Linked DNA regions of Homo sapiens: region 1 is linked to region 2. A link is a contact called in ENCODE Hi-C data. All regions are on one chromosome and are shown on one strand. The core of a region is the stretch at or near the end of the contact, and the rest is flanking DNA. Distances in the headings are between cores, read along the strand shown. Region 1 holds the start of AMPD3 (adenosine monophosphate deaminase 3). Region 2 holds the start of BMAL1 (basic helix-loop-helix ARNT like 1).

Region 1 (4,167 bases), core at 1,668-4,167, 2.8 Mb before region 2:
AAGTATAATAATCTCTTAGTTCTTCTGTATGCTGGTTGCATATCTAGGACAACAGACAATTGCTTTGGGCTTTTGATTTGTAAGGAACTGACTGGGGCATGGGAGGATGAGCTCATGGCTGGAGTCCTGGCTGTGTACAGTCACCGAGAAGTACCATTCATAGGGGAGAAGGATGTTCCTCCTCCTGATCTGGCTTCACATTTAAATATGTTTTCCTTCTTCCTGCACCCAGGTAATAGAAACTTGGGAGAGTGCCAGGCACATGGTGGTGCTCAATAAATAAGGTTGAATAAAAGGATTCAGTGTCTAGATAAAACTTCATGTTCATTTTCCTAGTTCTTCTCTCTCGTATCTGATATCATAATGATGATGACAATGATGTTGGCAGATAATGCTTATAAAACACATACTCTATGCCAGGTACCAGTCTAAACACTTCACTTATGCTCATTGTCATGGCAACCTATGAGATTGGCTTTTTATTATCCACACTTCATAGGGAATAAAACCGAGCCACAGAAAAGTTATTTAACTTGCCCAAGGTCATACAACTAAGTGGTGGAACAGGATTCAAATGCAGGGAGTCTAGCTGGAGTTTTTTTTGTTGTTGTTTGTTTGTTTGAAATGGAGTCTCACTCTGTCACCCAGGCTGGAGTGCAGTGGCACAATCTCAGCTCACTGCAACCTCCACCTCCCGGGTTCAAGCGATTCTCCTGCCTCAGCTTCCCAAGTAGCTGGGATTACAGGCGCCCGCTACCATGCCAGGCTAATTTTTGTGTTTTTAGTAGAGATGGGGTTTCCCCATGTTGGCCAGGCTGGTCTCAAAACTCCTGACCTCAAGTGGTCTGGCCGCCTCGGCCTCCCAAAGCGCTGGGATTACAGGCGTGAGCCACCACACTCAGCCTGAGTCTACGTTTTTAGCCATACACTCTACTCATTCCTGAGATTGCCATAGGTGGATTGATCTATTATAAATAGCTAGTTCACTTGTTCATTGTTTTATGCATTCATTCATTCAACAAATACTTGCTGAATGTCGACCATATTTCAGGTATGGGGATACAACTGTGAATGAGACAGGCGAGATTTGTCATGGAGCTGGTATTTAGCAAGTGAATCCCCTTTGTCCAACTCCTTGTGTGAGTCACACACACCTCACAAATGAGAAGAAAAATGAACCCCTCTATGCAAGCTCATGCCTGGCTTTTGGGGAGGAGAGTGATATCTTTCTTTTTCTTTTTCTTTTTTTTTTTCTTGAGATAAAGTCTTGCTCTGTCGCCAGGCTGGAGTGCAGTGCAGTGGTGCAATGTCAGCTCACTGCAACTTCTGCCTCCTGGGTTCAAGTGATTCCCCTGCCTCAGCCTCTCAAGTAGGTGGGACTACAGGTGCGCACCACCATGCCCAGCTAATTTTTTGTGTTTTAGTAGAGATGGGGTTTCACCACGTTGGCTAGGATGGTCTCAATCTCCTGACCTTGTGATCCACCTGCCTCGGGCTCCCAAAGTGCTGGGATTACAGGCATGAGCCACCATGCCCGGCCGATATCTTTCTTGATGAGACATAATTTGATTCCGTCCTCTCCTGTCTTTTAGAGTTTGTAAGGGGTGCTTAAGTGATAAAAGGGGATGCAGTCTAGTCTCGGGCAGGAGAAGCGGGCCCTGTATCTGGTTATCATAAATTGTCTTGATGTTTGTTCGAAAGGGAAATAAGGCTTTGAGCTTGGGATCAGTGCTCTTCAGTCCACAGAGACATCTTGGCTGCAAGAAGCAGCAACAAGTTAGGCTCAAGGTGGAATTGTGAGGTCCTGAGAAGAGCTTGCTCTTCTGGGACAGAACTGTATTTTTCTTCTAAACTGCCCATGTTCTGGGGAGTCTTCCCGCCTTTTGGCTTCAGCAGGACCCTTGGTCATTGTTACAACCTGTGTCATCTTAGTGGAGCTGCTGCTGGTTTCTGTCTGAACCCGATGCAATGGGTCTCATACCTGTAAACTGGGCTCCAGGAAGGCAGCTTTCTCTAAGTTGGAAAATGAAGACTCAAGGTGGAGGGTGTTTCCCAAAGCCGATACCACAAGATATTAATAGGTGTTTTTTTCCTATGACAGCAGTTCTAGGATGGTCAAATAAGTGCGTCGGGTTAAACAAAGTTAAGCAGCTTTCTTTACTGCAGGACTTCTCAGGTGTTGAATTTGCTAGTAGAAACTGTGCATGAATACCCATAAGGGACTACAGGATGCAGTGTTTTCCAAGCCTTCTGACCTTTCATGTTCTGCAGACTGCACTTTGAAAAATGCTTGTTTAGACTAAGGCTAGCTGGGATCCGGTTAAAGGTGCAGAATAAAATTCCCTGAACGTGTCGGACTTAAATCCTTGGGCTGGAATCCTCCCACTGCAGTCCCCACTCTACCTCCCCTTTCCCCAAAACACTAGCAGAAAAAGTCATCTGCCCCTCCTCCTTCTGGCAGAATAGTACTAAGGGCTTGGATTTTTTTCTCATACTGTAAGTTCATTTAATTGTTTAATGAATAAATATTACCCTCCCTCTAGGTTGCTTGTAGCCTGCTGGTTGCACTGTTTATGAAACAGCTGTGAGGACAGGTGGGCCGTAATCTCTGGGTAGCTAAAGCCCAGCAGCAGCCCGAGGATCATGTGTCAACCCTGTAATACTGCTCTGTGCACACAGGAATTATGATGTGAGCTCAGTAAGACACAACCTCACGATTGGACATGCGGAGGTGACTCAGGCCCAAGTCAGGGTTACAGCTAGCCTCCCGGTAAACAACTGACCCATCCTTCCTGAGCTCTTCTCCCCAGGATTTCAACAGCACCACAGAAATAGCCATTTTGCTCATGGTTATTTCCCAGGACCACAGGATTTGCCTAAGTCACTGGGAGGCTATGTGTCTGTTCTGAGCCTTCCCACTCTCCTAAAGGGCAGATGAAGATCAGAGCTTTGCACCCTGTGATGCCATTTTAATCAACCCTGCTTGGTTTTAGAGGATTGCTCCTGTGGGTCACTTGAGGCAGGCTCCACCTTCCCCAGGAGGAGTGGCAGAGTCCAGCCAGCGCTCGGAGCTGGAGGCCCACGTGGGAGCAGTGAGCGGCTGTAAGCAGGGGAGGGTTTGGGGTGGGCTCCGGTGGGTCAGTTGGGGTGTACTCCTTTTCTGTGTGTGTGGATGGGGGTGGGGGTTCTGGTAAAGCTTATCAGGCTTCGCAGTCACCTGTGATGTGGGCTTCCTTCTGGGAAGAAAGGAAGGAGTGGGATGGGGCTGTCAGCTTTTCATCCTAGCCTGCCCCTGTCCTCTGTCCGCCTCTGTGCTGAGGCAGTTCCTGCTCCCTGAGTCTCTGTCCTTTCCTGGGAAAGGTGGAAGCAGTTCATGGTCTTTCCCTTTCAGAGGAGGAGGGGATGGAGGGGATTGTATTAGCAACTGGGATTGAAGCTCCCCCTGGCAGTTATGGGGTGCCCTTGGGAGGGCTGCTTTAGGGGGGCTTTCTGAGAAGAGGCAGGTCGGGCTGTACCTGAGACCAATCCCCTTGATAAAATGCAGCCAGGCCTGAAGCACGTTCAGAACGGAAGCAGCAAAGGTGATGATATCGCTCGTTGCTACTCAGCTTTCAGGAGGAGGCTGGGCGTTAGAGGGAGGCTGTGGCTTATCTCCTGCAGCTGGGCAGGACGGCTGAGTTTACTGTTGTAAAGAGGAAGCCGCCGCTTTAGTTTCCTCTTGTGAGGGCTGTGAAGAGGGCCAGGACACTGCATTCAGGATACCACAGCCATTTTGTTTTGGATAACTGGGATTACCTGGGGACTTCAGGGCTCTTGGAAATTTTCCACTCATATTTCATATTCACGAGAGAATTTCCAGCCCAGGCTTTTCCTGCTCTGGCTCACTGCTGCTCACAGATATGCAAAACAGAGACCTCCTACTCCAGCCGGCAGACAGGACCCAGCCAGCTGCACGCACGCACTGACTCAGCTGAGCCTCCTGGGTGGCAGGCAGCACCTCACCCGGGTGCATCACTTGAGTGGCATCTTCAGGACCAGTCATGGAGCCAGGCTCAGGTCTGTGTCGGGGCTTCTGCAAGGGGAGTCTGGCAAGAGTAGGAACCAGCTTCCTTCGTATAACGAGGGGATTTCAGTGGCACTGGGCTTCCTTTCTGGAGGGACTGTGGC
Region 2 (3,744 bases), core at 1-2,500:
CCAGTCTGGGTAACAGAATTAGGCCAATTTATTTAATTCCATTTGTTCATGTATCCAGCCAACAGATATTTATGGTGCACTTGTTGGGTGCCAGCCCCGCCCCCACCACTCCACCCTACCCCAGCAGGCGCTAAAGGAGAGCTGACATGATGGATAACGAAAAAGAAGACGCTGTCCTTCTATTCAGGGAGTTTAACATCTGGAAGAGCCGGGAGTTCTTTGTGCTAAAGGCCCTCTACAAAGTGCCTGAGATGCAAAAATAAGTCACTTTCTCTGTCCTCTCAGCAACCGAGTCGCATGTCGTTATCAAATTTTTATTTTCTGTAACTGTTTCCTTCCGTCTTGCTCCGTAGACAGCTTTTTGCAGCAGAGAGCGCTGCCGCGGGGCTGGTGTCTACTCTTCAGTAAGTGGTCAAAACCTGGCTACTGGAAGGAAATGCAATGGAATCGCTCCGCGCTCGAGTATTCTCTTTGGAACTACGGGAATGACAGCTCCAGTGGGACACTTGGAGGTCATGATGAACGCAAAGAACGTGAGAACACTTGCAGTCCTCGGGGTGGAAATGCCTTCTAGAAATACTAAGTATCCGTTCTCTCGTTGAGACTTTGGCAAACCAGGGATTTTAGGAAGGGTCTGGCACTCAACGTTCCTAAAATTGGTTTCCTAGATGGAGCCGGAGGGAGAGAGGGAGTCAGGAACTGCTGCTTTTCGTCGGAATGCCCGGAGGGGAGAAGAAGAAGGAGGAGGGGTGAGGGCGGGCGGCCAAACGCCAGCCGGCAGGGGACCCAGAGAAGAGGGACATCCCGGGCGACCCCGAGGAGCGCGGCTTGGGCACCGCAGTGGCCGCGGCTAGTGGGAGACCTGAGGGGAAAGGGAGAGGGCAGGGGCGAGGAACCCAGGGAGCGCGCGCGGATTGGTCCTCTCCTCGGGGCGTGCGCTCCTGTGCGCCAAATGATTGGTGGCAGGAAAGTAGCAGGTAAACCGGCTCCCGCCGCCTCGCCATTGGTCAGCGGCCTCTCTAGCCGCCACACAACTGGCCAGCGGGCTGCCGAGCCGCGCGCGGATTGGCTGGGGGCGGCCGCCGGGACCGGCTCCCTTCGGGCGTTCGGATTGGCTGGCGGGAAGAGGCAGGTATCCGGGCGCTGCGGCTCCTCCATTGGTGGGCGGGGAAGGGGGGTTGGGCACAGCGATTGGTGGGCGGGGGGCCGGGCCTGGGCCGGCGGGGAGCGGATTGGTCGGAAAGTAGGTTAGTGGTGCGACATTTAGGGAAGGCAGAAAGTAGGTCAGGGACGGAGGTGCCTGTTTACCCGCGCCGGACTCACCGCCGCCGCCGCCGCGGGATCCGAGTGCGGGCGCGGGCGCGGGCGCTCCCGGCGAGCCACGGTGAGTGTCAGGCCGGCGGCGGCCAGCGACGCGATCCCGCGCACCCCGTCGGGGGCCGTTAGCACCCTCGCGGGCGCTGCGCCCCTGCCGCCGCCCCGGGGGCAACCCGGCCGCCGAAGAACCCTGCCCGACGTGCCCGCTGCCGGCCTTAAAGGGCCCGTGACCGCTCCCTGCCCCCACCCGGGCCGTGGGGAGGCTGCGCCCCTTAAAGGCGCCGCGCCCGTCCGCCCCCATCCTCCTCGCGGGGGCTGCCGCTGCGGGCTAGGGCAGGCAGAGGTGCTGCAGGAGCCCTTAAAGGGGCCGGGAAAGTGTTCGCTGGAGTACCCACCGCCCTTCCGCGGGCATCGCTACCTGGCGGGGGGAGGGGGCAGCTAGCTGCCTCTTAAAGGGATAGCTCTGCCCTTGGGGGCAGTGACTCGGCCGAAGAGGACTCCTAGATGTGTCCCCGGGAGCTTCGGGGATCCCCGAGGGGACCATGCCTGGTGGCTGCCCCTCAAGGGCGTTGGGCGAACGGTGCCGCGTCTGCCCTTCCTCCCCGCTTCACTTCCCTTTCGGGAGCCCGCGAGGCTGGGTGGGGGCGGGGAGGGCGTCTCCGTCGGGCTTGGGGAGTCCAAGTCCGCCCGCCCCTTCGGCCCTGTAGCCAGGGCTGGCGCTGCACCCGGGAATCCCCGGCCGGCACGGGGCCGACCCCAGCCTGCGAACTTTCGTGGGGCCTGTGCCGTCCAGGTCCTGGGCGGCCCTCAAGGATGCCCCGTGGGTCTGCGGGCAGGTGCGCGTCGGCCTGGGGATGTCGCCCGGAGCCCGGGTGCGGGCCGGCCTTGGAGTCCCAGAGCTCCGCGGAGGGCGCAGCGAGCCTGGCTCCAGCTCCGGGTTTGACAGATGTCAGGGAAGAAAAGGTTCCCGCTCGGCTATTGCCGGGCGTTGACATCCCAGAGAGCTTCCCGTTTGCTTGGAAGAAGACGAGGAAGGTAGAGGTGAACGTCGACCTTGTGGGGCGCATGTTAGCCTCCCCGAGGGGTCGCGAGAGCCGGCAGCGGGGTGAGCTCAGGTGCCCGCCGGCAGGAGCTGGGGAGGGAAGGGGAGTGCTGGACACCGGCGCCTGCTGTCAAGTTCTCGCCGGCCGGTGAGAGACCCGCTGCCGCCGCGCACCCCGCACCTCCTGACCCCTCTCCCCTCTCCGCCTCGGCCCCTTCCCGGTCACCTAGCGTTGTTTTGGCGCTTTGGCGCTTGCGGTCTCTTCCTTCTTCCACCGCTACTCCTCAGCGAGGAATTATTAGCCAAGTTTTCTCACCCAGCTTCCAAAAATCAGATTCCGTATTTGTGAACAAGCTTTTCTTGACACTACCCGTATACCCGTATTTCCAGCATCGTCGTTTTATTAAACATCCATAAAAGCTGCCCCTTAGATGCATTCATTTCCCACGACACCTGCTTGCTTGTCATTTGTCCTTCTGACATCTGCTGTTGTTCACCCCTTTAATCTATTATTAAATGACAACTATTATTTTAATTCTTCTGGTCTCATTGATATCCGGATCTGTGAATTTGGGTTGGTGGAGTTTTTAATTAATGTACCCGTTGAATCATGAGCTTAAAATAATCATTGCTGCTCCTGAGCAGTTTTGAATAATATCATGCTCTCTCTGCTTGCAAGACTTAAAAAAATTCGCTGGTGTTATATTTGATTTCCATATCAATGGAATTCCCAAATATTTTTGAAAATACAAAATTCAGTCTTTCAGTCCATGTTTTGTTACTCAGATCATTTTACTGATAAGTCTTTAACGCAGCTTATAGAACATATTTAGAAGGTTTGGAAATTTCCTGGACAGGATTTGAAATTGCCTGTATCATCTGAAGCTGGTTCTGTAGAAGCATTTTGGTTTTGATTGTAGATGCAGCCAGTGAATGATAACAATAAGTTAAAACTGTAGTTAAATTTGTTCTTTATTCAACCCTCTGAAGAACGAACAGATCTGGTAGAAAAGCACTAACCTGGGAGTTAGGAGCTGGACATCCTGGTTCTAGTTTAGGCTTGGGCTCTCATGGCCGTTCCAGTCGGGGCAAGTTATTAAAGATTTCTAGGTTGTGTTTGCCTCTGATGGAAAGTAAGACGGTTGAACTAGGTGATCTCAAAGGTTCCTCTCTTTTGAAGTTCTGTAAGTCTCTAAATATTTAATACATTTGAATTCAGGTTGGTATTTACCTCCTGGCACCTCCAGAATATCTGAGCTGAAGCCCTATTTTCATAAGAAAGTTAAGCAGATCAACAGATGGTGTTTTGAAGAATCCATTTCAAATGATTTATAAAATGATGACTACTTACGAGTTTGTCTGCTATTTGCAGAAGAGGTTTGCAT

The links. Hi-C counts contacts between places; a loop is a spot of excess contacts on that map. Pooled maps may share reads with other maps.
Region 1: a map of CD8-positive, alpha-beta T cell shows a loop between it and region 2 (18-fold over the local background). The contact joins the promoter of AMPD3 here to the promoter of BMAL1 in region 2. A Hi-C loop is called at or near these places in 1 of 168 maps with a recorded cell type or tissue (CD8-positive, alpha-beta T cell), 1 of 37 single-sample maps with no recorded cell type and 8 of 50 pooled maps.

The regions. Positions count from the first base shown.
Region 1 is chr11:10,452,347-10,456,513 of GRCh38, forward strand. It overlaps AMPD3 (adenosine monophosphate deaminase 3), which reads left to right and starts at 2,918. Exons shown (of 15, transcript NM_001025389.2): 1 at 2,918-3,102. RefSeq lists an enhancer at 3,793-3,842.
Region 2 is chr11:13,276,540-13,280,283 of GRCh38, forward strand. BMAL1 (basic helix-loop-helix ARNT like 1) reads left to right here and starts at 1,251. Exons shown (of 20, transcript NM_001297719.2): 1 at 1,251-1,384. RefSeq lists silencers at 852-1,501, 1,572-1,641, 1,922-2,261.